Linked DNA regions of Mus musculus: region 2 is linked to region 1. A link is a loop called in an ENCODE intact Hi-C map of the cell type or tissue named here. Cell type or tissue: heart. All regions are shown on one strand. Each heading gives the region's core, and the rest is flanking DNA. Links, peaks and the distances in the headings are about the cores only. Region 1 holds the start of Gtf2ird2 (GTF2I repeat domain containing 2). Region 2 overlaps Gtf2i (general transcription factor II I).

The links. Hi-C counts contacts between places; a loop is a spot of excess contacts. Peaks named below come from ENCODE experiments on the same cell type or tissue, not always from the same donor. Only the 100,000 strongest peaks of a DNase experiment are listed, where the experiment ranks them.
Region 2: it touches region 1 in a loop (2.3-fold over the local background); 13 of 42 quality-filtered maps call a loop at or near these places.

Annotation. Positions count from the first base shown.
Region 1 is chr5:134,179,608-134,194,543 of GRCm38, forward strand. Gtf2ird2 (GTF2I repeat domain containing 2) reads left to right here and starts at 4,431. Exons shown (of 16, transcript NM_053266.1): 1 at 4,431-4,651; 2 at 11,573-11,670; 3 at 13,046-13,184. The coding sequence starts at 11,578. In heart, for the core only: a CTCF peak has its summit at 7,899 (motif pointing right); DNase peaks (open chromatin) are centred at 3,314, 3,910 and 4,914; H3K4me3 peaks cover 2,178 bases; H3K27ac peaks cover 2,441 bases.
Region 2 is chr5:134,231,768-134,246,703 of GRCm38, forward strand. It overlaps Gtf2i (general transcription factor II I), which reads right to left. Exons shown (of 34, transcript NM_010365.4): 23 at 14,743-14,844; 24 at 13,350-13,415; 25 at 12,927-13,110; 26 at 12,134-12,189; 27 at 11,740-11,820; 28 at 11,141-11,224; 29 at 10,837-11,020; 30 at 10,364-10,392; 31 at 9,106-9,147; 32 at 8,476-8,517; 33 at 7,730-7,804; 34 at 6,065-7,125. The coding sequence ends at 7,746. Among named protein-coding and RNA genes, the nearest start is that of Ncf1, 9.6 kb to the left of the region's middle. In heart, for the core only: no CTCF peak of the experiment used is centred there; DNase peaks (open chromatin) are centred at 434, 1,004, 3,792 and 5,307; H3K27ac peaks cover 2,736 bases.

The sequences.
Region 1 (14,936 bases), core at 3,178-11,177:
CCCTAGTTCGAAAGATAAAAGTAGCCAAAAAGCTGGGTGTGGTGGCTCACGCCTTTAATCCCAGCACTTGGGAGGCAGAGGCAGGCGGATTTCTGAGTTCTAGGCCAGCCTCGTCTACAAATGACAGCCAGAGCTATACAGAGAAACCCTGTCTCGAAAAACCAAAAAAAAAAAAAGAGTGCTTGCTGCACTTGCATAGGACTCAAATTTGGATCCCAGGTCCCATATCAGGTGACTCACAACCACCTAACAACTCCAGCTTCAGGGATTCTGACATAGACGTCTTGTCTCCAGGGTCCCTTGAACACATGTGGCATTCACTCATACAGATATGCACACATGCATATAAATAAAAGTTTTAAAAAAAAAAAAAACCTTCGAAAATTGCAACCAAGAGGACATCTACAGTGTGAATCATGGCCACTAGGTGGCGATGCTTGCCCATCAATTTGGTTCTTGTTTTGTGACAAGGGACACAACAGTCGAATTCTCCGAATGAGATTTACAATTGTAGTCAGAAGCAGGGAGTGTGGCCCAGTGATAACATGATCACCTAGTATGTGCAAGTTCTTGAGTTCTAGCCAGAGCCCAACAGAAGTAAATGTTTGTGGTTTTTGAAACAGGGTCTAACGTAGCCCGGGCTAGTATTTAATTTGCTGTGTTGTTTGAACTCCTGAATCTCCTGCCTCTGCCTCCTGGGTGCCAGGATTACAGGCAAGCACTACCAAGTCCAGTCTCAATCTTAAAACATAATAAAATATGTTCCATTTATGTATTTGGGGGTGAATGCACATCACAGCGTTACGTGCAGAAGTTAGAAAGCATCTTTAGGGAGTCACTTCTCGCCCTCCACCATGGAGCTTCCAAGGATGGGCTCAAGAATTTCAGACTCAAAAGGCAAGTGCCTTCATCCTCTGGGCCATCTCACCACCCCACAGTTAAAAACTGTTAATAGACTTTTTTTTTCTTTTCTTTTTGAAACAAGACCTGACTGAATGGCCCTGGCTCACCTAGAACTCACTATGTAAAGCAGGCTGGTGTGGAACTCAGAGTTCACCTGTCTTTGCCTCTGAGGTGCTGGGATTGAGGGTGTGTGCCACCCCATGAGGCCAAGCGGATATCTCGTTACCCCAAAATAATTTATTGTCTACCACAAACATAATCTCAGTGTTTGAAATACTATTTAGAATCTATGAGGAAGATGAACATGAACTGAGCAAAAGCCTCTCTTCTCAGCACTTGGAAGGCAGAGGCAGGAGGATCCGTTCATGGTCATCCTTGGCTACATAGTGAGCTTGAGGCCAGCCTGGGCTACAATGAGACCTTGTCTGGAAATAAAACAGGGGAAGGAAAAAAATGAATTCATCCTACAACAAGGCTCCGGAAGCTGTGCCGTATGTTCTCATTTTTATTCAAGGGTGCCTGTTTTGTTCTCTTTTCTTTTCTCACCAAATTGACTTTGCTATGCGTAACATTTACTTCCATGAAAATTTAAAAGTCATCTTGTCAAGTAGCAGTAATAAAATTCCACTGGGTTTTACTATTGAGATTGCATTAAATTCCTGAGTTAATTGAGAGACGCTAACTACTATAGTAGTAGCACTTACAGTCGTAATGGCACTTCACCCTTGAGTTCTCCTGCTCATGAAGGCAGCATTCACCAGTGTCACCACGGGTGCGGGCCACCAGCCTGAGCGGATCCTGCACTCTGCTGGTTGCTAAACACGACCCACTTTTCTTAATTAGCCTCTCTTGCTGATGCTTATGTTTTATGATTGCAATGTGTAGCTTATTTATAACTTTTGAGACAGGGTCTCATTATGCAGCTCTGGCTGACGTGAAGATTGCTGTGTAAATCAGGCTGGCCTTGAACTCACAGAGATCTCCTGCCCCTGCCTCCCGAGTAGTGCTTTTTATTTTATTTTAGGACCTGTGTGCTTGTGTGTGCACATGTCCACATGGAGTCCAGATGGTACCACACACTTGTGTGTGTCCGTTTCCTTCCTCTCTCCCTCCCCTCTTTTCTTTTCCTGTTTGTTTTCAAGGTGGGAGTTTCTCAGTATAGCCCTGGCTATATCTTGGAACTTGCTGTGTAGACCAGGCTGGCTCCAACTCAAGAGATCCACCTGCCTCTGTCTCTCCAGTGCTGAGATTAAAGATGTGTGCCACCACTGCCTGGCTATTTCTTTTTAATAAGTTAGGATATATTTACTCAGATGTGGTAGCTTAAGTCTTTAACCCCAGCACTCAGGAGGCAGTTGGAGGCCAGCCTGGTAAGAAAGAAAGAAAGAAAGAAAGAGAGAGAGAGAGAGAGAGAGAGAGAGAGAGAGAGAGAAGAAAATAAGGAAGGAAGGAAAGGGAGAAAGAGAAAGAAAGAAAGAAAGAAAGAAAGGAAGGAAGGAAGGAAGGAAGGAAGGAAGGAAGGAAGGAAGAGGGGGGAGGGGCAGGGGGTGGTGGAGGGAGGAAAATTCAACCAGCTATTATGGTCGGGGTAGTGTCCTCCCCAGTCCATATATTGAAAACGTGAACCCCAGCTGATTACCCTATTTGGGGTGCTCTGGAAATTTCAGGACCTAGCTGGAGGAAGTGGCTCACTGATGATGTAGCTCTAAGTCTCTTCTTTTTTCTTGCCTTGCCTTTCCTTTCCCTCCTTTCTCCTCCCCCTCTCCCTCCCTCTTCCTTCCTCTGCTTCCTGTCAGGAAATGAAGCAGGCCCTCCAGCACCTGCTCCCATCCCATGGGATCCGAGTATTGTAGGCTGAAACCTGTGACCTTGAGATAGGGAGGAGGAGAAGACTAGGGAGAGGGTGCGCCATGTTGTCCTCCTGAGGCTGGTCATCTCGAGAGTGGAGATTTCAAAACAGACTCTGGCTACACAGATCTCCAGTTCAGAGGACTGGTCTAGACTGAAGACCTGTAAATCCTGTAAATGTTTTGGGGGCCTTTTTTTTTTTGTTTTGTTGTTATTGTTATGCTTTTTGAGACAGGGTTTCTCTGCATATCTTTGGCTATCGAGGAACTTATTCTGTAGACCATGCTGGCCTTGAACTCTGAGATCCCCCTGCCTTTGCCTCCAGAGTGCTGGGATTAATGGCCTGTACTACCACCCAACACGGAAATGTTATTTAATAATCCTAAAACTAAGTAAGTCAAGGACTGAGGGCAGACAGCAGAGCTTGGAGACAGAAAGTAGGAAACGTCATGGCAATCTGAGAGTGGGAAGAAAGGAGATTGAGTGGGAGCCAGAACAGCCACCAAGCACTGTGCCCTAAAAGGCCACATTGCAAGGGTGAGTGACCTGATTTTGACAAGTAGCCAGAGCAAGAGATTTTCAGGCTGGACGAACACCATAGGATCTAGCAATCAGTGACCCACTTGTGACCTGGGAGGAAAGGATTTATTGGAGCCAGCTCAAGAACACGAGCAAATACAAACTATGTCGGAAGCTACACAGCCTTTCCTGATATGAACAAAGTGTTCTCATTTTATTTTGGGACAGGATCTTATATGTAGTCATGGCTGGCCTCAAACTCAGAGAGATTTGCCTATTTCTTCCTTGTGAATGCTAGTATTAATGGCATGTACACCAAGCAACAAATCTTTAAAAGTATTTTTTAAATATTTTATTTTTTTTAAGCGGGTGTGGGTGCATACAGAGGCCAAAGGATTCCAATCCTTTGGAAATGCGAGTTACAGGCACGTGTGCTGTGCTTGACACAGACACTGGTCTTCTGAAAGCACACTTATCAGCTCTTAACAGCTGAGCCACTGCTCCAACCCCCTTTCCAGTATATTTTAAAGCAAACAAACAAATAAAACTGGAACCCTTGTAAAGTGGGGCTGGAGGGATGGCTCCGTGGTTAAGAACACTTGATCAGTTCCCGCATCCATACCGTCTGAAACTCCTGGTCCAGGGGATACTGTGACCTCTTCTGGCCTCCCCGTGGTGCATATAAACAGGGTGGCAAAATACTTACAACAGATGGTGCTTTACGAATAGCTCCCGAGACATGCAGCCACGCAAACACAAGAACATAGAACTGACACAGGCACAAAAATTAGTTTTAAAGGAAATGCAATGTCCTAAAAGGTAGGTGGTGTGATGGCGCACGCCTTTAATCCCAGCACTCGGGAAGCAGAGGCAGTGGACTCTGAGTCCGAGGCCAGCCTGGTCTACAACGCAGGCTAGCCAGGGCTACAAGAAAAACTCTGTCGCGGGGGGTGGGGGGAGTGGGTGCCTGAGTAACACGTGGGGTGACCTCTCCGCTTCCACGTGCACGCACAACCACATTTTAAAATATCTCTATCTATCCAGAACGGCCATGCACATCCAGGGAAGGCGCGAAGCCACGTGCACGCCACGCAGCCCGGCCGGCGGCCTCGCGGAAGCCGTCCTGCAGCGCACCGGAAGTGGCCGTCCCCACCGGGGGTGCTTCGGCCACGCGCGGGAAGCCGACCTTCCTTCCAGGAAGCAAACAAAGACAAAAAATAAAATAAAAAAGAGGGAGAAAAAATAATAAAAACGAAAAACAGGAAGGGAGCGGAGAGGAGGCGCCCGCGGCCCCCGAGCTGCGGTCGCCGGCGCAGAGCCGCTGCGCACGCGCAAGCCAGGCTCCAGACCCCCGGCGCGGCCCGCAAAGCAGGGCCCTCAGGTGCGTATCCCGCCGCCGCTTCCCTCACAACTTCCGCTTCCGGGAGTCCCCGCCGGGGCAGAGCGATCTCTCGGGGTGCGTGGCGGGACCTTCGGGCGCCCGGTGGTCAGCGCCGACCCCCATTTTCCCTACCGCGATCGGGCCGTGAAGAGTGGGGGGCGGGGCGGGGAAGACGTGGGGTTAGGCGACTTTCGCACGCCAGGCGCGCACCAAAATCTCGCTTTCGATTGGTTGTGACGGGGCGAGGAGGCGGGGAAAGCTGCGCCCGGTGCGTGCCGAGGTCACGCGCCACCTGACGTACCTGCGCTGTGTTTAGAAACCCTTGATTGGTTAGGGGAAGGGGCGGGGCCATCGCGGTTGCCTAGCAACGGCGCTCTGGCTCCACCTTCGGCGGCTGGCTTTGCTTGTTGGCTCCAGGATTATGGGGGCGTTTGGTGTTTGTGGCAGCCAGTGGTTTAGGTCGATGAAGAGAACGGAAGAAAGGGCCCAGCCTCCAAAATGTGGCTTGTGTCTGGTCTGGTTGAGAGTACAAGGTGGCCTATGGCCATAACAACTAGTACAACAATCAAAAAAAAAATTTTTTTTTCCAGACAGGGTTTCTCTGTGTAGCCCTGGCTGTCCTGGAACTCACTCTGTAGACCAGGCTGGCCTCAAACTCAGAAATCCGCCTGCCTCTGCCTCCCAAGTGTTGGGATTGAAGGTGTGCGCCACCATCGCCTGGCTCAAAAAAATTTTAATTTATTTTAAAACGTTTAAAATGTTTAGTAACTTTAAAATTTAAAGTAAATTTTTACAAATTAAAATTCACTATAGTAATGTATTTAACCTATTGCACCCAAAACATTATTCTAGAATGTACTTATTTCAGCACAGAGAACCAGAATGAGCCGGCAACGGTGGCCTTCAAATGGATCTGAGAGTTCAAGGACTGCCTATATATAGCAAGTTCCAGGCCTGCTGGGGCTACACAGTGGGACCTTGTCACTAAATAAATTATAGCCGCTTTATTGAGATACAGGAAAACTCATCCTTTAAAATACAATGCAAGTCAGAAAAAGAATTCCTTCCAAAGTAAAATAAAAACAAAATAACAGAACTCAAGCCTAGTGTGGTAACTCAAATGTGTCTGTCAGCCCAGCACTGGGGATACTGAGGCAGGAGGATTTCAGAGAGTTACAGGATAAAAGAAAGAAAGAAAATGGAAGGGAGGCGGCTGAAGAGATGGCAGTTAAGAGCTTGTACTGCAGGCCGGACATGGTGTCGTACAACAGGCAGATTCCTGTGAGTTCGAGGCCAGCCTGGTCTACAGAGCAAGTTCCAGCACAGCCAGGGCTACACGGAGAGACCCTGTTTCAAAAAACATTCAAAAAAAAAAAAAAAAAAAAGCGTTTACTGCTCTTACAGAGGACCGAGGTTCAATTCCCAGCACCCATGTGTAAATTCAGGACCACCACCACCTATAAATCCATTTCTAGGGCACCCACTATCCTTCCCAGCCTCCTCCATCCCCAGGCACGCACACGGTGCACACAACCATGCAGGGAAAACACTCCCTCCCACCCACACACACAAAGATTTTAATGGGGGGATGGAGGGGCCTGACAGAGTACCCCACCACTGCCCTCAGGTGGCCTGGCTGCTCCTCTGGGCAGCCAGGCTCTTCAGTGCTTGCTGCTGTAGGAGCCACTTGTTCTGAGAGACTTTTTAATAACAGTGGTGTTTGGAGGGTGCTTCGAGGTCTTACAGACCTGCTGGCTCTCGCTAGAACATTACAGCCCCGAAAGGACAGCTTGTGGATACATTTGAGTTGGCTTCACTGTGAGAGACATAACAAAGGCAATGATGCTGTCCAGACGTTGTAGTATAGATGCCGATAACTATTTGTCTAAAGAATCTGAAGTCTTCGTTTATACCCCAAGATGCTGGTGCATTGGTTGCTCCCAGGTGTTGTTGGTTTTTTTTTTTCTTTTTTTGTCTGTGCACTGTGATGTCACCTGTCACATAGGCAAGTTAGAGACACCCTGATTGTGGTCCACAGCCCAGATGTGCTGTAACCAAGAGTTCCAGATGTTTGAAATGTTGTGCTCAGTTCAGAGTAGCAGCTGCTTGAGCTCTGAGGAGCTCAATCAGCCAGTGGGGCAGCATGAAGCAAAAATCAATAGGTAAGAGCTGGAGAGATGGCTCAGCAGCTGAGAGCACTGACTGCTCTTCCCAGAGGTCCTGAGTTCAAATCCCAGCAACCACATGGTGGCTCACAGCCATCTGTAATGGGATCTGATGCCTTCTTCTGGTGTGTCTGAAGACAGAGACAGTGTATTCATATACATAAAATAAATAAATTCTTTTTAAAAGAATCAATACTTAAGTTCCAGGGAGCTGACTATACAAAGCTCTTTAGTATGTTCTGTCACTCTGCTTATTACAATCCTGTGTTCTCCTTTGAGCCTTGTAGCTGTTTTCAAACACGGGCACTGTTCACTGTAAGTTTTATACCTGTTAATTGTTTTCTACGAGAACCTAATTAAATAAGACCTCTTTGTTTATAAAACATAAATGGAGGTGCTGGGGAGTGGGCTCAGCACTTGAGAGTGCCTGCTGCCCTTGCAGAGGAACAAAGCATCCCTCTGAGAACCCATGTCAAGGAGCTCACAGCCCCTTGGAACTCCAGATCCAGGGGATGTGTGTGAAATTTTTTTTTTCTGGCCTATACAGGCACCTGGGCACGCACACACATATGCACATATAACTAAGTAATCTATTTAAAGTAGAAGACTAAATAAAGCGTGTTTTGTCTGTGGTGGATGACACCACTGTGTTGATTTCTGAGCGCTGGGTATGGGTTTTATTTTTGGATTCTTGTGGGTGTTTACTGAAGAATGGAATTGCTGGGTCAAGCTTTGTGGGTGCTGATTTATTGCTGTTTGTTTATACTTGGGGTTGAGCCCAGAACCCTGAGCTACAGCAGCAGGCTTATGTTTTGTATTTTATATAGACTTGTTTATTTATTTATTAGGTTTTTCAAGACAGGGTTTCTCTGTATAACAGGCCAGGCTGACCTGGGACTTGCACTGTAGACCAAGCTGGCCTCAAACTCACAGAGATCTAACTGCCTCTGCCTCCCAATGGCTTGAGAGTAAAGATGTGTGTGTCAGCCTCACCTGGCTATGATTTATTTATTTTTATTTTATGTGTGTGGGTGTTCTGCCTGCCTGTTTGTCTGTGCACCACATGCATGCAGTTCCAGCTGAGGCCAGAAGAGGGCACCAGATCCCCTGGAACCAGATACAGATGGTTGTGCGTTGCCTTGGGGATTCTGAGAACTGAAACTGGGTAAACTGAAACTCAGAAGAGCAGCAGATGCTCTTAACTACTGAGCCTTGGCTCCAGGCCCCAGCTTATTAATGTTATTTTGAGACAAGATCCCCTTAGGGTGTTCATCCTATCCTGTACTTAGCCTCTAGAATGGCTGGGAGTCCAAGGTTAGACCCCATGCATAAATTATTTATTTTCAAGACAGTCTTGGTATGTAGCCCAGGCTGGCCTTGCTGACCATCTCCCTTAGTGCTAAGATTATAGATGGTTGACTATCATGCCCAGATTTCTCTAAATAAATAAATACATACATACATATTGCCGAGGTACTACAGAGATTGCATGGTGGGGTAAACTTGATTGCTGCTAAGCCTAATGACCCAAATTTGATATGATCCCTGAGCCCCACTTGGTGTAAAGAGAGACCTGAGTCCCTCGATCTTGTTACACCTCTCCTGCCTACAGTGCTCAGATTACAACATTTATTGTCCTACATGGGCTTTTATGTGGTGGTGGGGTTGGGTTTCTTGTTGTTTTATGAGACAGGGCTTTTCTGTGTTGCTCCTGCTGTCCTGGAACTCACTCTGTAGACCAGGCTGGCCTGTCTCTGCCTCCTCCGGAGTATATGCACCACCCCCACCCCCTCATCACCCACCAGAGTTTTAGCTGGAGGCGAGATAGAAAAGGAGGGCTGAGCTGGGCGTGGTGGTGCATGCCTTTATTCCCAGCACTTGGGAGGCAGAGGCAGGGGAATTTCTGAGTTCGAGGCCAGCCTGGTCTACAGAGTGAGTTCCAGGACAGCCAGGGCTATACAGAGAAACCATGTCTTGAAAAAATTAAAAAAAAAAAAAAAGAAAGAAAGAAAGAAAGAAAGAAAGAAAGAAAGAAAGGAAGGAAGGAAGGAAGGAAGGAAGGAAGAAAAGGAGGGCTGAAGGGCTTTGTTGGAGCTCCAAGAATGTTATGTAGTGGTCATAAAGATGCTAGGCCAGATACAGAGGTGACAGCAAGTGGCCATTAAAAGACAATGAAGATAGCTCAAAGGAATTTGCCTTCTTGAAGAGAGGCCATAAAATAACTGTCTAGCTCCCAGCTCTACATGTGGCGGCACCTCAGCCAGCTGCAGTTCACAGGGATTCTTGGCCTCCCTCACAAACCCTGGGCCCTGCCACTACGGAAGGCATCCAGAGGCAGAGGGGAAGTGGGCTCACACACCGGATACCCTGCATCTTAGAGATTTACATTACAGTCCGTGACAGTAGCAAAATTAGTTATGAAGTAGCAGTGAAATAATGTCATGGTTGGGGAATCACCTCAAAATGAGTTGCTGTATTGAAGGGTCGCGGCATTAGGAAGGTCGAGGACACTGGGCTAAACTCAAGGATGGATATGTGTTCTAGTAAAACTTTGCTCTGTTTTATAGTGACTTGGTTTTGTTTTGGTTTTTTCGGGTTTTTTTTTTTTTTTTTTTTTTTTTGAGACAGAGTCTCATTGTAGCCCAGGCTAGACTTGAACTCTGTGATCGCCTATGACCTTGGCTTCTGACCCCCCTGCTTCCCCCTCCTGAGTGATGGAATTAAAAAAGTACACTACCTGTTTGTGTGTTTGTTTGTGTGTTTGTTTGTTTGTGTGTTTGTGTGTTTGTTTTCCTTGTTGAGGATAGAATCCAGACTCCAGACTCCAGTGCTCTAGCAGCTCTAGCAACTGAGCCCCAGCCCAGCCCTATAATCTGCAGTTAAAGAAAAGTTAATTACTACGTAAAACCTATGATCTAGTTGGATGTTGCTGGCCCTTTACGTGTGCGTACAAAAGGCCCTGGGAGATGATATTCTGTGGGGTAACTTATAGCCTGCTGTGCTTAGTTTCAATGCGTTTGGTGGTGCCTGTCTTCAGCAAGCTGAGGCAGGAGGATCATGAATTTGAGACTAATTTGGGCTACAGCATAATGAAGACCTTTTCTCAAAAGCAACACTAAAAGTAGTCTTGGGGCTGGAGAGGTGGCTCTGTGGTTAGAGCTGTTCTTGCAGAGGACCTGAGTTCTGTTCCCAGCATCCATGTCAGACAGTTCAGAACGACCTGTAACTCTTGCTTCCAGTCCGAGATCCTCCTCTGGCCTCTGGGGGCACCCCCTCACACGCACATTTTTGTGTATACACACACACACACACACACACACACACACACACACACACACACACACAGAGTTTCTTCTTCTTCTTCTTTTTTTTTTTTTTTTTTAAGAAAACTGGCAGCCAGATGTGGTGACATCTGCCCAGCACTCAGCACTTGACAGGTAGAGACAGGTGGAACAGGAATTAAACTTATGTAGCAAGTTCAAGGATAGTCTGAGCTACATAAGATCTTGTCTGGAGAGATGAGGAAAAAACTCTTCAAAAAGAGCTGGGCGTGGTGGCGCACGCCTTTAATCCCAGCACTCGGGAGGCAGAGGCAGGCGGATTTCTGAGTTCGAGGCCAGCCTGGTCTACAGAGTGAGTTCCAGGACAGCCAGGGCTATTGGCAGAGAAACCCTTGTCTCAAAAACAAAAGTAAAGGAAGGGGGCTGGAGAGATGGCTCAGTGGTTAAGAGCACTGACTGATCTTTTGAAGGTCCTGAGTTCAAATCCCAGCAACCACGTGGTGGCTCACAACCATCTGTGATGAGATCTGATACCCTCTTTGGGTGTGTCTGAAAAACAGCTACAGTGCACTTATGTATTATAGTAAATAAATAAATCGTTTAAAAAGAAACAAACGAATGAATGTAGGTTGGAAGGAAGGAAAGAAGATTTTCCTGCCTCTTGTGCTGTTCCATACAGTGTACAAATAGAGCATAATAAACGAGACACCATTGATTCTTTATTCCTGCTTGGCTTGATGCAGAATTGATGCCAACCAGTAATCCTGCCTGATCAGCCCCTCTGACGCTGTCTCTCTCTCTCTCTCAGACAAAGGCCAAAGTTTTCAGCCAAGCATGGTGGCATGCGTCTTGTTTTCTCAGCAGTTGGAAAACAGCAAGGAGGGTCAGGAATTCAGAGTCACTCTTGGCTACATAGTTCTGTGTCAGTGTGGTGGGCTGATAAGACCCTTTTGAAAAATAAAATAAAACAAAACATCCAGGTGTGGCAGCAGCGGACGGCGGCAGCGGCGACACATTCCTTTAATCCTAATACTCTGGATGCAGAATTGAGTAGATCTTTATGACTTTGGGGCCTCCTTGCTTCGTCTATAGATTGAGTTCCAGGTCAACCAGGAACTCATATTATGAGATCCTGTCTTTTAGAAAAAGATGTAACACTTTTCTCTGAAGAGCTTCCCGGTCTGCTGTGATGAGAGCAACCTGACCCACACATTGCTGTCTCCTCACACGTTGCTTCTCTGCTGTGGGAGCTGTAGGTGAGGTAGGGTCTGGGTACCACACAAGGACTACCTGATGCCTTCAGTGTCCTAAGGACGTCTTTCCTCCCAAAGATTCTGGCATCTCCATCCTGCACCAGCCTGGGCACCCAATGTAATCCATGGTGGACCCTCCATTCACACCCACAGAGCTGTCATCCTGTGATTGCAAAAACAACTGAGAGTTCCCACTGCTCACTCCATGTTTCTCCTCTACAGGAACAATGGCCCAAGTAGCAGTGACTACTCAGCCCACTGATGAGCCCTCAGACGGCAGGATGGTGGTGACGTTCCTCATGTCTGCCCTGGAGTCCATGGTGAGACGCTGTGGCTCTGCCGATTGTTACTGAACTGAACGATGGAGACACACTTCAGGGTCACTTCTTTGTACCCCCCTCGTGTCTGTATGAGGGTGTCCTTCAGTGCAGCATGGAGCTACACACCTGTAAACCCCAGCACCTTAGGAGGTAGATAAAGAGGGCCAGGAGTTCAAGGTCATTAGAGGCATAAGGGCACTTTTGATGTTTTTCCGTGTCATCACACAGTGGATGTGATATGCGTGCCATAGAGTGCACCGGGAGGTTAGAGGGCCATTTTGGGGAAGCTGGTGTGCTCTGGCCGTCACGTGGGTCTGGGGGAATCAAACTCAGGTCGTAAGGCTGTCCCCTACGTTATGTTATGTTATGTTATGTTATGTTATGTTATGTTATGTTATGTTATGTTATGTTATCTTGCCAACATAACATAGTGAGTTCTTGGCCAGTAAGGGACACGTGCGACCAAACTCTTCACCCCCTAAAAAGGAAGAAAGCTAGAAATATCTGTCCTAAAAACCACGGGAGGGGGATGGTTCACTGCTGCATTTAACAAGCACTGATGACTTCTCCCATCCCGACTCCTTCTGGACACTGGGGACCACACAAGGCCAGATCAGACCGCCTCACAGGTCTTCTATCCTGTGCCTATGTGTTTCTATAGGTAACTGTAGTGCCCATAAAGCAGGGCCAGTGAGAGGGCTCAGCAGGTAGAGGAGGGTTGACACTAACCCTGACTATCCGAGTTCAAGTCCCGGGACCCACAAGTAGAAGGAGAAAGCTAACACTTGGAAGTTGTTCTCTTCGCATGAGTACTGTATGCGTACATGTGTGCATACACATACACACACACCATCTAAGTATGGAGGATGTTTAAGGGAGAGTGGGTGACTAGTTTGGGGGTCGGAGATAAATTCTCTTAGTAGTTGTGTGGCTCCCCCTTTTTTGCCCTTTTTTTTTTTTTTTTTTTTTTTTTTTTTTTTGGTTTTTCGAGACAGGGTTTCTGTGTAGCCCTGGCTGTCCTGGAACTCACTCGGTAGACCAGGCTGGCCTCGAACTCAGAAATCTGCCTGCTTCTGCCTCCCAAGTGCTAGGATTAAAGATTAAAGGTGTGTGCCACCACTGCCGGGCCAGTTTTTTGGTTTTTTTTTTAAGACAGATTCTCAAGCAGCCCACGAGGACCTTGAACATGCTACGTAGCAGAGGCTTTGATCCCCCTGCCTCCACCTCCAGAGCACTGGGATCCCAGTTGTGAGCCATCTTTCTTGTCCTTGATTTTTTTTCTCCTTTCTCTCCAATAGGGCTCCTAAGCCGACCTAACGAACTCCAGGCCTGCATGTGTAGAACCCACTCTTGTCCTTTGGCATTTCTGTTTCAGTGTAAAGAGCTGGCCAAGTCCAAGGCCGAGGTGGCCTGCATCGCTGTGTATGAGACAGACGTGTACGTGGTGGGGACGGAGCGGGGCTGTGCCTTTGTCAACGCCAGACAGGATCTCCAGAAAGACTTTGCACAGCACTGTAGGTGGCCAGTGTTGTACCCTGTTGTTGTCCCTGGTGCTGTCTGTCTATCTGTCTGTCTGGTTGGTTGGTTTGTATACCTGGGATTGAATTTAGCACCTCACACATGCTAGGCAAATACTCCACCTCTGAACTGTATCCCCGTTTTTATTCTCATATTTCATTTTATAATTATTTTTTGAGACAAGAGTCTCACTATGTAGCCCTAGTGGGCCTGAGATTTGCTGTGTAGACCAGGTTGGCCTTGAACTCACAGGGATCTTCCTGCCCCTGCCTCCTGAGTGCTAGGCTTAAAGTTGTGCACTACCTTGCACAACCTAATTTATTGATTTTTTTTATTCTTCATTCTAATGTCATATTATTGCATTTATGGATTTTTAAAAAATATTTATTTTTATGTACATGAGGACACTGTAGCTATAAGACACACCAGAATCGGGCATTGGATCTCATTACAGATGGTCGTGAGCCACCATGTGGTTGCTGGGAATTGAACTCAGAACCTCTGGAAGAGCAGTCAGTGTTCTTAAGCACTGAGCCATCTCTCCAGCCCCCCAATATTTTTTAAAGGAAGATTTACTTTCATTTTTATTTGTGTGTGCATGTATGTGTGTGTGTGGGGGGGGGTTGTCTGTGCATGTGAGAGCCAATGCCCAGAGTCCAGAAGAAGAATCAGAAGAGCTGGACTTAGAGGCAATTCAGAACTGCATGATATGGGAGCTCAGAACTAAAACCCAGCCCTCTGGGAGAGCAGTTGATGCTATGTTGAAGTCTTGTTGTATTCGTTACTTTATGGTTACCTAATGTTAACGACTTAAGGGAGCAAGGGTGTTTTGGGTGCTTGGGAGATGACAGCACTTGGGAACATGGGGAGACCCAGGGCCACCTGTGGGTCTAGCTCCAGGGGGATCCAACACTTCTGGCCTTCGTCGGCACTCACTTCCTAGACTCCCGTGCACACACTGCACGTACACACAAACCCATGAATACACATAGTTAAAAATGATGCATCTTAAAAAGCAAGTTCTGCTTCCTGGTTTCACTGGGCCTGTATGTACATGAGCACATGGCTCACGGCCTGTGGAGAGGCAGGAGCATGTGGGAGGGGACAGTGCTCTGCCTGACTCAGACTAGAAGCAAGCAGGGACTCACCTTCAGAGGCCAGCCGGCCAGTGACCTGCTTCTTCCATCAAGACCCTGTTCACAGCTTTTCCAAATGTCACAGATCAGTTCTACCACAGGGACCAAGGCGTCAATATTCCTGACACTCGTGGCTCTTTCTTCTTAAAGATTTTTTTTTTTTTTTGGTTTGTTTAGTTTGGTGGTTTGTGGTGTTGTCATTTGTTTTGTGGCACAGGGTTTCTCTGTGTAGTCCAGGCTATCACGAAACTCACTCTGTAGACTAGGCTGGTCTCGAACTCACAGAGATCCGCCTGCCTCCCAAGCACTGGGGTCACAAGTGTGAGTGCTCACCCTGGCATCTGGGTAGCTGTAGCTTTATTTCAGGGGTGACCACCATGCTTGACTCTATTCATCAGGTAATCCTGCCTCTCAGGGCTGGAGACATGGCCAGTAGTTAGAGGCTTGCTGTGTGTACAGAGGACCAGAGTTTGGCTCCTAGCACCCATATCAGGTAGCTAAGAGCCGCTGGTAACTCCAGTACCAAGAGATCTGATGACCTCTCTGGCACCTACACACACACACACACACACACACACACACACACACACATGATATGTGTGGCACACAGAC
Region 2 (14,936 bases), core at 424-8,423, 49 kb after region 1:
CTGCGCCTGGTGATGGTGGTGGCACATGCCTTTAATCCCAGCACTCTGGAGGCTGAGGCAAGCCGGCTCTCTGAGTTAGAGACTAACCTGGTCTACAGGGTGAGTTCCAGGACAGCCTGGGCTACACAGAGAAACCCTGTTTAGAAAAATAAAGTGGCAGGGGCTAGAGAGATGGCTCAGTGGTTAAGAGCACTATCTGCTCTTCCAGAGGTCCTGAGTTCAATTCCCAGCCACCACGTGGTGGCTCACAACCATCTGTAATGGGGATCTGATGCCCTCTTCTGAAGACAGTGACAGTGTACACACATACATGAAATAAATAAATAAATCTTAAAAAAAAAGAAAAGAACTTTAAAGCAGCAGAGGTGGGGTGGGAGGTAAGGCAGTGCCTCTGCCCTCTCCTGTTCCCCAGTGGGTGGCTCAGAAGCTACCAGGTCACCAGGGTCACAGGTCTCAAGACTTCTTCTGTCTACAACCTGACTGGCACAATGCTGTGCCTCCTTATAATGACTCTGGCGAGGACCCAGAGAAAGTGGGTGGGGCCAGGTTATGGTGCAAGTCTGAAGATTCTAAAAGTACAGAGCCTTCTACTTCCGAGCCACGTCTTTAGCCCGTCTCTGGTGTTCCACCCCCGCAAAGTGCTCTACCACCCAGCTACATCACTAACCTTTCTTGTCGTTCTAAGATAAGCTATTCAGGCTACCCTGGAATTCTCAATCTTGCTCTCTCAGTCTCCAGTTGGATGGGGGGGGGGGGTAGGGTGGGGCTATTGATACACCCAGCCCTGAGGGTAAGTTCTACTACAGTAAGGAGCTGAGAACAGTAGTAGACCTGGTAGCCCTGGCTCGCACTCAGGCTGGCTCTCCAATGCTGGCCATTGAAGTCTGGGCCACACTCAGTCCCTAACGGCATGGTCTGGAAAGTCCAGTGAAACTACCAGGCTTGCTGTGCACCTGGCCCGGCAGGCGACAGGCTGTGGAAAGTTCCAAGGGTGACTTGCATCAGGCCCCTTGCACTTCCTTCTCGTCTTGTGGGTGCTTTCGTAATTGCAGACAGTGGGCCTGTCCGGTGGCCTGAGGTCACACACAGCCACCTTCTCACTGCCCTCCTGAGACCTCCCCCTTCTTCCCCTCCCCTCCCCAATGAGAAACAGAGGCAATCTGTGGCTATCTTTTGTTAAGTGTTTCACCTTCCAATGACCTCTATAAACAGGGCCAATTTCCCTTTTATTCTCTTTCTTTCCTGTCAGGGCAAACGATTTATTTTTAGTGCCTGTGAACTATTTATTTTACCTTTTGGTCTTTAGGGATGGTCTCCTGTAGCCCAGGCTGTCCTCCAACTTGAACTCCAGATCCTTCTACCTCTTCTTCCTTCCTGAGTGCTGGCATTAACAAGTGTGTGTGTGCCCCCTTTCGGGCTTTTACACTTTGGAAACTATACTTATTTCTCTGGCGGGGGGTGAGGGTGGGGTGTGAGGGTGGGGTGGAAGTTGTCCTGTGTACCAGGATCAGAGGACAACTTGCAGCAGCAGTCCATTTTTTCCTTTCACCGTCGGGGAACTGGAGTCAGGCAACCGCTGAGCCATCTCCCAGTTCCCCTTTTTTTTTAAGTGTTTTGAGGATGAAGAGTGTTGTTGACAAGCATGTGCTAGGGCATGTACCAGGTCCTCGGTTCAAAACTCCTGAGACAGCTCAGTGTTTGGGCCATGCTCTTCTTGAAGTTCTTACCCACAGTAAATTCCAGGACATTAGAGACCCTTTTTTGACTTCACACGCATGCGAGCATACACACACACACACACACACACACACACACACACACACACACACACAGCGGTGGGGAATAAAAGGGCTAACAAACTTCCTGCCTCCCCCAAAATACAGAGCACAAACAAGCAGAGGAAGCCGTGGGTAAAAGATGTTTTGGGGAGACAGAATTTTTTAACCTTATTGGGTCCACCACTACTCACTTTGTATTATAATGCCATGGCTGTTTAGTGTATAAGCATCTGTCTTCCAGTGTGTTCTTACACTGCGTGCACACCTGGTGCCTTCAGAGGCCAGAGAGGGCACTGAGTCTCCTGGGACTGGAGCCGCCTTCCCTTGCCTCCCAAGTGTTGGGATTAAAGGCTCTGCCACCACTGCACGGCCACATTGTTTATTAATAAAGATTTTTACTTATGTGTGTGTATGCCACCAGTGTGCTTGCACCCATGGAGGCCAAAAAGGGACAACAGATTCCTTGGACCTGGAGCCACAGGCAGGTGCTGGGAACTGAGTCATCTTCCCAGCCTCTCAGGCCCATACCCTTTAATCACTGGCCTTGGAGTGATGTGAATGAATGACTGAACAAATGAATGAATGGGGGGGGGGGCACAATCTCAGGAAGCCAGCCAGCATAAGCCCTAAAAGAGATTTTCCCACTAGGCCAGGACAGGCAGAGGTGGCAGGCCCTCCTGCTCTGGCTGTAGGACTGGGACCTGTCTCCTACTCTGCCCAGCCACTTGGCTTTCCCCCAGACCAGAGGCCAGGCTGGCCATGTCCTTAGCCAGGAAACCCCCAAGTCTAGACCGGGAAGACATCATGAAAAGTAGCTTGCTGCCGGAGATGAGGACAGTGAAGTGGCCTCAGGGACCTTCCTTCTATCAGAAGGAACTTGGGGCTTCCTCAGATCAAAACAAACCTGCCTTCATCTTTAGCTCTTGGCACATTTAATGTAAACCCCTCCTCTTGCTGCTGCTTCTTTTCTGCTCCCCCCCCTCCCCCCTTCCTCCTCCTTCACAGGCTGTCTTATGTAGCCCTGGCTGTCCTGGATCTTGTTCTGTTCTGTAGACCAGGCTGGCCTCCAGCTCACAGAGAGCCGCCTGCCTCTGTCTCCTTCCCCTTATTCCTCCCCTTCTCTGAGTGATCAGCAACCTTCTGGTTTCCCAGGTCCCCCCAACCCCTGGGGAAGATGGACAGGGTTTCCCAGTTGCGATGGAAATGCCCCTCTCTACCTTCTGACTACCTGGAGACTCTTTCTCAGCAACACGGGATGGGATGGGTTCGGCTGGGGTTGGGATGTGAGGCCTCAGAACACCCAGTAGCTGGAGAAAGTCCACCTCAGGCCACTCGTCTGATCCAACATTGGGGACTCCCTTCTCAGGGCCCCTCCAGGCACTGTAAATAGACCCTGGCTGTAGGCACTGTGCCTTGCAAGCCTGACTCCCAGGATCACCTGGGAGCTCAGACCCCACTCTAACATGCCCCTTAGCGATCTTACTCAAAGCTCTGAGCCGGTTTCCTCATCTGTAAAACGGCTTTTGCCCACTTTATGGGCTGCTGTGCATTGGAAATAAGGTGGAGGTTGAAGCTCGAACCACAGGACAGCTGACTGGAATTGGGCAAGTGGTGGAAAGGGTTAATACTCAACGGGAATCGGGTTGTTAACAGATCTAAGGATAGACTGTGTGTGTGTGTGTGTGTGTGTGTGTGTGTGTGTGAGTCTGGATTCCATTCCCAGGCTGGCTTAAAGCCAAGATCGCTTGGTTTGTGGGCAGATCCAGGGCTTTGTGCATACTAGACAGGCACCCTCCCCTGTAAAAGTGTTGGGACCCTGCTTTCCTGTCACCCCATGAGCTCCTGTGACAAGATCTGCTCTCTCCCTGCTAGTCACGTACTCTAGGATGGTAACATTTGAAAGGCCTGGTTTGTGATGCCGGAGCCCAGGGCTCTGTTTATGCTCTGCAAGCATTCTGACAACTGAGTTGTATCCCCACCCAACAGATCTTCTCTCTTTCCACACTGACTGGGGAAAGGGGAGCAAGGCACACAAGCCACAGTGTGGAGGTCAGAGGACAACGTGTGGGAGTCCGTTCTCGCCACCGCGTGGGTCCTAGGCACAGAACTCAGCCCTGAGTCTTAAACTAATGACGTGGGGTAGGTGTGCTGGCCTGGCCCCCATCCCCAGCAGGAAATGAGACTGGTGAGGTGAAGACGTGGGTAGAAAGGGCTGGAGAGATGGCTCCATGGGTAAGAGTACTGGCTGCTCTTCCAAAGGACCTGGGTTCAATTCCCAGCACCTACATGGCAGCTCAGCTCACAACCATTTAAAGTTCCAGTTCTACCTTGGTGGAGCTTGATGGAACTGGCTTTGGTGGGCACCTGGCACATACATGCAGACGTCTACATAGGCATAACTCTCATACACATTAAAAAACAAACCGGAAGCAATGGCTGAGGCTGCAGAGTGTAAGTTCTATTAGGCTGGCTGAGGCTTCCTCCACCAACCTAAGCCTGCTCGCCTGCTCCTCAAGTCTCTCCATCTCCTGTGGTCACTCTTCCAGACAGAACAGTAGACAGCTGCTCACAGCTTATCGGCCGTCAACGCTAACTCCAGGGGCATGCTTACCCCAGAGGACAAAAGAAGTCAGTATTCTCATTGGAGGCCAGGAGACTGCAGATGGCCGGGGACGGCAGCTGAGACCCCAAGGGCTGGTGGTCTACACAACATGACTGGGGAGGGTGTGGATCAGGACCTGGGTCATACCACAGTGTACACACAAACCCAGGAGACTGTTGTCCTACACACACACCCCAGGACAGAAGCTGCTATTGAAGGATCAAGGTTCCATCATCCTGCGGTTGGTTCTGAGTGTGGGCCATTGACCTTTGTCCCTGCTCTCAGAGGGCTGGCATTACAGGCCTCCTCTACCACTCTACTCAGCTCAAGCATCTCTCCCATCACTGGTTTTCTGAGAGTCTCCTGCAACCCAGACTAGCCTTGGATTCACCATGTAGCCAAAGATGACCTTGAACTCCTGATTTTCGTGTCACTGTCTCCTAACAGGCATGAGCTGGCTTTCAACTTGACCTTTTGAGCATATACCGGTTGAATTATTTTTGTTGTTTCGCAGGCAACAGCTGGGCCTTAGTTTCCTGCCTACACTCTCTTGAGTACTGGGACCACAGGCCTACTAACCAATGCTTGGCTCTATCTGCTAGCCTCTATGAAGCTCTGTCACCTGGAGAGATTAGCCACAATATTTAGGTGCAGTTTCAGTTGGCTGGCACTACATAGTAAATCTCCTGGCTGGAGACACTGAAGCTTCTACAAGTGGGTCCCTGCCCCTCTCTCACTAGGAGCTGCCTGGACACGGCCAAGTTGAAGGTAATAAATACAAGGCTTTTTGTTCCCTCTATGACAGGAAACACCTTACCAATCGGTATTGTGTCAGCCAAGCTTTCTGCACCAGGCCTTCCTCAAAACCAAACCACAAGAAACAAGTGTGGGCGGGGCAGGTGAGGGCCACCTACAAGGTGTCAGAGCACTTGGGTAGATGACAGGGTAACTGCATAGAACTCAGGTTTCCGTGCATCTAGACGAGCAGCCTAGTGACTGAGTCACATCCCAGCTATGGACGCTTTACTGGTGGCCATGACCCTTTCCACTCAGCTGTCACCTACCAGCCTACCTAGTACAGGCGGCTGTCATGTCACCCACCTGTACACAGCCATGTCTGACCCAGGGCAGTTCTATCCCGTGCCATGGTGTGGGGATGTCTCCAAAGGTTCACAGGATGAGAGTTTGACCTTGGCCTTGGCATCACTGGAAGATGCCAGAAGTTGGATGCTGACAGGGCGTGCCCCTTGTTTCTCCCTCTGCTTCCTGGCTGCCCCATGAGCAGCGGGTGAGCTGCCCCTTCTCCTCTGTGCCCTGTCACTGAGTACTGCCTGACGGATCTCAGCCGAGGAGGCTTCTGCCCGATGACTGACTCTCCTGTGCATCATGTTACCAGGGGATCCCTGGCCGCAGCCTGGGCGGGCATCATCTTCCACATCCTCCAGCAGGGACTCAGGGACTCCCCTGTGCTGTGGCTGTGTCCTCAGAGTTCTCCTCTGTCTCCAACGCACGTAAGATGTAGGCCGGTGGGGGCTGGGCACAGCTCCAGCTCCACAAACCAGTGACTTCTTGAGAAACACCAGGAATACGGGTGTCCCATCTGTGAGGGACTGAGGTGAACATCCTACCAGCCCACACCCGTCCCGCCTCCCCAGGCGCTCACGAAGACAGCAGGAAAAGAATGAGTTTGCATGTGAAAGGCATGGATGGATTTTATTTATTACCCTATATCTACAATTTGAGGTAAAATATAAGGAACACATAAAATGCCTATCTCTGCTACCGTGTGATATAATTTCCCATTGTGAACATTGTGGTGACTACCGAGAACCGTGCCCTCACGTGCCTAACTGCTGAGAGCTGTTACCTTATCATCGTCTGTGAGCCCCCACATAGGGCGGGACACCAATGTCCTCACTCCCCACCCTGGCGCAGAGGCCAGACAGGTGGTTAGAGACTAACCAACCAGGCAGACACACAGCCCAGCCTGACTCGACCCAGACCCAGAGCTGCGGCCCAGAGCCCCTGAGGCCACTGTGGGTCCCAGTTGGGGAGGGGCAAATCCTCCACCTGCTCAAGCATGCAGACCTGACCTCTGACCTTTAGGACACACCCAGAAATCTACTTGCTGTAAAGTAACCGGAGCGAGGCTCTGAGGCTAGCCTCTCCAGCTGCACTGCACGGATGCACTGGCTGCTCACTGGCGGTCAGGCGAGCTGGCCGGCTTTGCTCTGAATGGCAGTGAGGACAAAGGAATCGTGATGGAGCTTGGGAAGAGGCTTAGTCACACACACAGACAGCAGCCCTCCCCTGGCAGGAGGGGCAGCCGAGTGCAAGACCACGGAACTGGTCTTCAATAGAAAAACTAAAGCACTGACTAGCACAGGGACTTCCTTTGCTGCGGAAGCCAAGATGCCCTGTAGGAATATCTCACTGACGGGAACACGCACCACAGCCCAAGGCTCTGCCCGATGCATAAGAAACCCTACGAGTCGTCCCTGCCATTCCCGCCTCTTTCAGCACTGCTGCAAGACCCTTCTAGTGCGTTCCCAAGCCACCAGGCACGCGCATCTCATCACGCTGTGTAGCTCAATTCACAGAACTGCTGAGAAAGTAGACATTTCTATCTAAAAGTAGAAAAGAAGGTTTGTATAGAAGGTATTTCTGTTATACAAGTATATTACAGAGCTGGCAGGAACGGGTCCCAAAGCTCTTCTCCACCACGCACGCTGGACACTGGACGAACTGCAGAGAGAACAAACACGCAGGCAGTGGGTGAGTCAGATGGCAGGGGCATGACAACCTCCTGTCACACACCCTGTTCCATCTGACAGACATGCAGGCCCAAGTGCACTTGTGAAAGACGGCAAGGCCTAAGCCTGTGATCTGACACGGTCAGGCACATCACCAAGGCTGCCAGGCAAAGCCCATCACAGCAGACTGCAGTCTCCTCACTTGCGGGTCACTGCAGCCCACCTCTTGGTGGCAAGTCAGCAACTGATGGGGCTGGGCTTGTGACCGGCCTAAAGAGGTCAGCCAGAGAGGAGGCAACCTTGGCATACAGACTCAAAACAAACATGTCCCTTTAAGGAATACTACCTCTGTATTACCCTACCCCACCCCAAGACAGACAGGGTCTCACCACGGAGCCTGGCTGGCCTGGAACTTACAAGAGACCCACCTATCTCTGCCACCTCACTCATCTTGGCTACATCTTTGAGTGAGAAAAACCTTTGGGCCTTATGTCCCCTGAGGGTGGCCTCATCTCACAGCCAGAGCAGAAGGGATGTGTCTGCACATCAGCTTATAAGTGGGCATGGATGAAGGGCAGCTAGAGCGAGGCTCTTACCCTGGAGAGCCACGGTCTACCACGTGGGGTCTGGCTCCTGCTTGATCTGTGAACTCCCATCTGTCTCTTTAATTTCTACAGAAGAAACAAAGGGGTAACAATGAGCTGTACCACTGGTGCAAACCTGCTTGCCAGTAAGACTAGCCATATGAACCTGCTAAGATCTGCACGAAGCCGTTCCATGTGGCTTCTGCATAAAGTGCTCTTGTTACGGGATCTGGGCCTTACAAATGCCTGCCAAGTGTTCTTCTATTGAGCCATGTCCAGCTCATGCCTGATTCCCAAGTAACAGATTCCATATTGTTTTGGGTGTATTTACCATCATGCCTTGTCTAAGCTATAGGGATCTAGAGTTTAGTCAGAGCCACACGGGGAGAACAGAGAGGAAGTCTGCCTTCTTCACTGGACAGTGTTCATGGTAGAAATCTTATCAATTTAGGGCTGGAGAGGTGGCTCAGCAGTAAGAGCACTGGCTGCTCTTCCATAGGACCAATATGAGTTCAATTCTCAGCACCCACATAGAGGTTCACAACCATCTGTAACTCTTATTTCTGGGGGTCTGATGCCCTCTTCTGGCTTGGGTACTATATACACATATAAGTAGGCAAAACACTCATACATATTAAAAAAAAAAATTCCAATCAACTCACTAAGAACAAAGACACAGAGCATCACCGTGAGCACAGTCACACTGTCCCAAGGTGTCGGTCACTAAGTCTGTTCGCTGGCAACAGCGCAGCTCTTACCTTCTGTTACTGGGACTTCCAACTGGCTTGCCTCGGCTGATTCTAAAGAGAAACATATCAAGTGTCATTGAATGGCTTTCAAAAGTTATTATTTAAAGAGCCTTGAAGCAGAGGAGGAGGAAGAGGAAGGAGAACACCCAATGATAGTAACAGCCTGCCAACTTCTTTTTTATTGTAATTATTTGGTTATTTTGTCTGCATGTGTGTCTGTACTGTGCACATGTCTGGAGCCTTAGGAGGCCCTGGAGACGGAGTTAAACGACAGTTTAACTTAACTAAAAGGCTGCTACGTGGGTGCTGGGACTCGAATCAGGGTCCTCTGGAAGATCAGGACCAATGAGCCATCTTTCTAGTGCAAGCCCGTCAGCTGCTGCCCTCCACATACGCATGTGCACACCCCGCATAAGCACACACTTACAGGCAGACTTCTCCCTGGTCATGAGCACCAAGATATCATGAATAACCTGGGATCGTGGGTTTACAAGGTCTGTGGCTTACAACTGCCACTCGGGACCCACGGCTCAAGTCTCTGCAAAGCTAAGTGTATGCAGTGACTATAAGCAGGTACAGCAGGAGCCACGGGCTTGGGGCAACCATGTAAGTAGTATGTACCCCACGCTCTCCTCTCACCTTGTATCACAGGGCCTTCAGACTCGTTCTGATCAACCAGCTCTGCAATGAAAGGCACAGTTTAGACGGCTTACTAACACACGTGACATCCAACCATGCGGACGACAGACAGGCTTAGCAGGTAAAGGTGCCTGCCTGCCTGCGAACCTGACAGACAGTTCAGTCACTGGGCCCCATACGACGGAAGGAGAGAACCGAGGAGACAAGCTGTCTTGTAACCACTGACCATGAAATGATCCGAGGACCCCAGGACCCCGCATGCTAAGAAAGGGTAAAGACGAACACCAAAGGAAGGGACAGCAGTGGTCCTGGCTAGATGCCACCAGAACCATGGCTTTCAGTGGTCAGCACACACGGGAACCAGAGTCCTGCACAAGGACAAGAATAAAACTCAGCAACAGAGACAGGAACCTACAAGCAGGGGCTTGGACATAATATTCTTCAGAAATGAAAACTATACACAGAACAGGAGTGCTGGCCATGGTGGCACATCTTTAATGTGGGACTTAGGAGGCAGAGGCAGGGGAATGTCTTTGAGTTCTAGGCCACCCACAGTGATCTCTATGGTCACCCACAGTGACCTGAATTTTCAAAAAGACAGATGAACTGAAATTTGCAAGGAAAATTCAACAAAAGAATTAATTACAGAGTGTGTGAAGTCTGTGTGAGCACGCGTGCCACGGTGTGCACCTGAAGGCCAGGGGACAACTCTGGACTCGGTTCTCACCTTCCATCATTACGTGAGCCCCGGGACAGAAGTCAGCTTGCTGGGTGTCCATCACCAGCCCTCTCTCCCTCCCTTTCTTTTTGGGGATAGGGTCGCTTGTGGCCCAGGCTGGCCTTAGACTGTCTACAGCAGACAGTGCTGATCAGCCTGATCCTCCTGCTTCCGCCTCCCAAGCACTGGAACTGCTCGTTTCCCTCCCTGTGCCTGGCACTTTGATGCTGTTTAGGGGCCTACAGTCCCCTGAGCTCTAGTGTATGGAGTCAGGGTAACAGAGCTGCAATGGCAGCAGCTTTCCAAGTCCGGCCTATAGTGAGCCCTTTAAAACGGTCTCAGCCCACCCGAGTCACCATTTCCTCACTAAGAGACAAGCAATGCTAATTTCACAAGCAGGCAGGGTGCTGAGAACGGGTGACATAATGGGTGACAAATGGTGTTATCCTGCAGGCCCCACCACACCCAACACCCACAGACACACTCACATGCACTCCCAGATCCCCAGAAACCAAACAAACAAAAGAAAGCTGTACTCACGGTTATTAATCACAAGTCCTGGAAATGGTCTAAAGAGAAAAACAAATTGTATAATGTAAGGCTTTTGTTTTACATGAACATTTGCCTAACTTGCTAATCTATGCCACGTATGGCCTATCCTGTGGAGGAGACATACAAGATGTCCATGAAATGACTGTAACACTGTGTAACAATGACTCCTGTTCTGTTATTAATGCATATCATACACAATGTATGTATCAGTTATTTGTAATTAGTCACATGTAGTATGTGCTATGTATAGTACACATGCCAATGTAATGTTACCTATGTTTTTGGGGTGTGGGGGTTTCTCTGTGTAGTTCTGGATATCCTGGAACTCCCTGAGATCCACCTGTCTCTGCCTGCTCTCTGCCCACACGCTTCAGTTCAGACTCCACACAACAGCACTCTGGGATATGACCTAGCCGTGAGGCCTCCAGCCTTGTCCTACTGACTAAGCGATAGCGTCTCACCTAATGACAGTGAACTTGATAAACTCCGCAGAGTCTAAGATCCTCCTCATGGAGCTGATCTCCAGGTAACTGGGGGCTTTGAAGGACACCCCGGGGGGCATGCCATCGACCACCACGCAGCCAGGGTTGATGGTGATCTTCCTGTAGGGGACCTTCACCGGGAAGCCCATCCCAATAGCTTCACCTGCAGCGAGACAAACAGCACAGGGCCAGTGTGACCCTTCATCTTCAAAACAAGCGGAGACACAGAGCCGAGCAGCGACTGGCCCTGTTTCCTTAGTATCCTCTATTCTTACAAACTTACCAAACTTCCGACTGAAGAGGTCGTTGACCTGCTCCCGCAGCTGCCTGGCCTTTTCAACTTTGGACAGTCGTTCATTATCGTCATCTAAAAGACGGGAGAAAAGCAGGGAGCACACTTAACATCTAACTCACATGTCTTCTGGGAAGAATTTCTAAGCCAGGTGTGGTGTACTTGCTGTGGCCCAGCTAAAAACGATTTTACTTTTGTAAGATTTCTTTATGCATATGGGTGTTTTGCCTGGATATGTCTGTGCACCATGTGTGTGCCCAATGTAGCAGTAGAATGTGCCAGCTCCGTTGTACTTATAAGTGCACTTATAAGTGGCTGTGAACCTCCGTGTGGGGGCTGGGACTCAAACCTGAGTCCTCTGGAAGAACAAGTGCTCCCGACTATTGAACCATCTCCCCAGCCTTGTTAAAGGACAGAGAGCAGTAGCAAGCGGCCCTGAGCTCACAGGGAGTTGTGCAGCCAAACTGACAAAGGGGGGCTCAGGTGAGACTGACAACAGTCCACAATATGAGTTGCCCGCAAAGCATCAGACCAGCCCAGAAGCAGGTTTTGGGGTTTGAAAGACTCCTCGACGCAGGCAGAAAGTATACCTGGAATTGTCACCTGGATGATGTTCAGGTCTTCCACACCTGATGCAGTAGTATTAACGTTGGGTGATGAGTTTATCTTTCCTGAAAGGAAAACTGAAGATTAGGGTTTAGACAACATGTATATAAGTCAAAGTTTTCTCTAATAACCCAAAGCTGCTAGTCGCTGTCAGCCATGAGCTGGCTGCAGCTGGGCCCATGGGGCCCGTACTCGTACTCGCCCACTGCTTTTACTAAAGATGTAAGCCACTAAAGATGGCAGACTTTCTGATGGGCCCATCGTCCCGCCCTGTGTGTCTTCATGTGGAGCAGAACCCTGTGCACAGCTTAGCTGCTTCAGAACTAACCCCGCCCCAAAGCCAAACTCCCGCGGGTGTGGCTTTCCAAGGACACTCACTTGGAGGGCTTTTGGAAGAGGTGCTCTCTTTGATGGCCGTCTCGAACATCTCAGGTCTACAAGGAAGAAGAAAAAGGCACGGGCTGGTTAACCCAGAGCGAGGTACCCAGGGACGGACGATGCAGCAGAGTGGCTGCAGCTCTGCAAACCACGTGCAACCCTCAGAAGGAACCTCGGTGCGTGAGCAGTGTGTCCAGGAGGACTAATCACACTGACGCCCACTGCCATTGGACCCTTATTGGCCATGCCAGTGTCACTCCACCTCATGCCAAGGTGACAGCATGTCCTGAGAATCAGTAGGAGACGCAAGTGCAGAAACAGGAAACACACATGCCCGCCCACAGCCTGGGTTATGCACGAAGAGCAAGTGTGCAAGCAACGCCCACCACCTCTCCACAAACAGTAAGTAAACAAAGGAAGAGCGCCTGTGGTGTGTGTAGCCGTGTGCTAGTGCACACGCCTGTGATGCACAGAGGCCAGAAGAGGGTCCTTTCTTTCAGAGTGGATCTTTCCTAGAACCTTCAGCTCACATCCCCACCCCTGGGCAGCAGGCCCCAATGAACCTTCCGTCTTGGTGCAAGCCCAGCACTAAGGTGATAGGCTCACGACTACTCTCAGCTTATGTGGGAGCTGACTTCAGGATTCAGGTCCTCACAGTTGTCCTGCAAGCACTCTTGACCACTGGGATGTCTATCCCTATAGTCACGTAGCCCCTAGAAGAGCCGTTTCAGCTCAGACTGTGGTAAGCCTGCCGCCCCAGCCCATGCATGGCCACTCTAGCTCAGGCTCTCACTTTTTAATGATGAACTTTATCTTGGCCTTGTTCCGGAGTATCTTCTCCAGCCTGGGAATGCCAAATGTGGACGGCCTTCGGAAGGGCACCCCCTCGGGCAAGCCTTCCACATAGAAGTCTTCTGGGAAGGACTCGAACAACGCAAACGGGACTTTCACAGCCTGCTTAAGGCCAAGCGCTTCCCCTGTAACACACGGCACATCTTAGAAAAGGCATTTGCCAACATTCTGCAGCAGCTACAAGACCATACTGACTGGAAAAGTCCTATTTGTTTTAATTTGGGAAATGCTCTGGGAACTCTTGATCCTCAGTGAAATGGGCCGGGATGGCAGGCCGCAGCCCACACTTCCCCATGGAGAGGTCACACTCACACCACTTCTATCAGGGAACTACTTCACAGTTCAGGTTTCACAACAAACCTACCGCACTTTTCATTGAAGAGGTTCTCCACTTTCTGCTTCAGGTCTGTGATCTTAGCATTCCAGGCCTCTGTGTGAAGAACAAGAGCCAGTCAGCAAGGCTTTCCCAGGGCGAGGGCTGGGATTCATCGCCTACCATTTGATTTAAGTTGTTTGTTTAGGTTTTTCAAAATAGGGTTTCTCTGTGTAGCTCTGGCTGTCCTGGAACTCACTCTGTAGACCAGGCTGTCCTAGAAATCAGAGATCTGCCTGCCTCTGCCTCCTGAGTGATGAGATTAAAGGAGTGCGCCAATGTCCCTGGTTTCATCTTATCTTTTTCTTTCGAAGCTTTACAAAGCTCAGGACAGACAAGCACTTTTACTGTAAGGCGGGCGCTGTGGGTCAGGGCGTCTTATGTGCGTACACAGTGAAAGCTGAGCAATCCCTTCTCCTCCCTTCCCCTCGACCCTCCTGTGCACTGTGTATTCAGATGCTGACCTCTGTACCCAGCTCTGGCTGTAGTCGGAGGTTGGCATTATCATTATTGAAGCATTTGCTAACTCAGTATTTTATATGACGCTGCTCTCCACCACCTTCTGATTGGTCAGTAAAGAGATGATCAGCCTCTAGCTTGGCAGGAGAGAATAATAAGGGACTTCCCAGCCTACTGAGGGGTCCCAGGTGGAGAGGACACAAAAAAGGGAGGAGCCAGAGCTGAGGCTACAACGGAAAGTAAGGCCCTGTGGCTGGGCGGGCAAGCAGACTCAGGCTAGACTAGACCAGAGCCCATCCAGCTCAGTGCCCGGAAGGCTAGAAGAAATCTACGGGGCGTCCCTGTCATTGACTCAGAGCTAAGCCGGATGATGAAAAGCCCTAAACTTTCACACTTTCTCTCTCTCTCTCTCTCTCTCTCTCTCTCTCTCTCTCTCTCTCTCTCTCTCTCTTTCTCTCTCTCTCTCTTTCTCTCTCTCTCTCCCCCCCTCTCTCTCCCTTGCCCATCAGCCCTGTGGCCTATAACCAGCTTTTACTCCTTCATGTCATGTACGTTACTCTAAACACACAGGTTTTTAATAAGGCTGCTTTGCCTGCCCCTCCAATACCCATATAGTTAAGCTAAACTGTTAGACTGGATACACTGGCTACAAAGAAGTGACCCATGCTGAAATGAAGAACAAAGGACCTCTCCTGGCCTGGTTAGAGTGTCTGCCACATGCCAGGTCTGGCTCTGGGTACACTCGAGTGACTCAACTCACAATCCTCAGGCGCTCTGGCACATGGCCCATAGGAAGAGCCTCACCCACAGCACTGGGTAAGGTGAGGGTATCACAGGGCCTCACTGCATGTTTAACCTGAACACACTGACTCAACCAAAGGAAACGCACTGGCTTGCTGACATAGTACGTTAATTCTCTACCTACCAAAGGAAAACTCTCTCCCTCGAGGCTTGAAGGGAACATTTGAACCATTGGTCTGGGTAGGAGTTCGAACCGCAGAGGTCTGAGGACTGCTGTTGTTGGGGCCTAGTTAAAATAAAAAGGAAAACCAAGGTTACTGTGTACATGTAACAGAAAGCACAGCCTAGGCCCTGGAGACGCAAACACGCACAAGCACA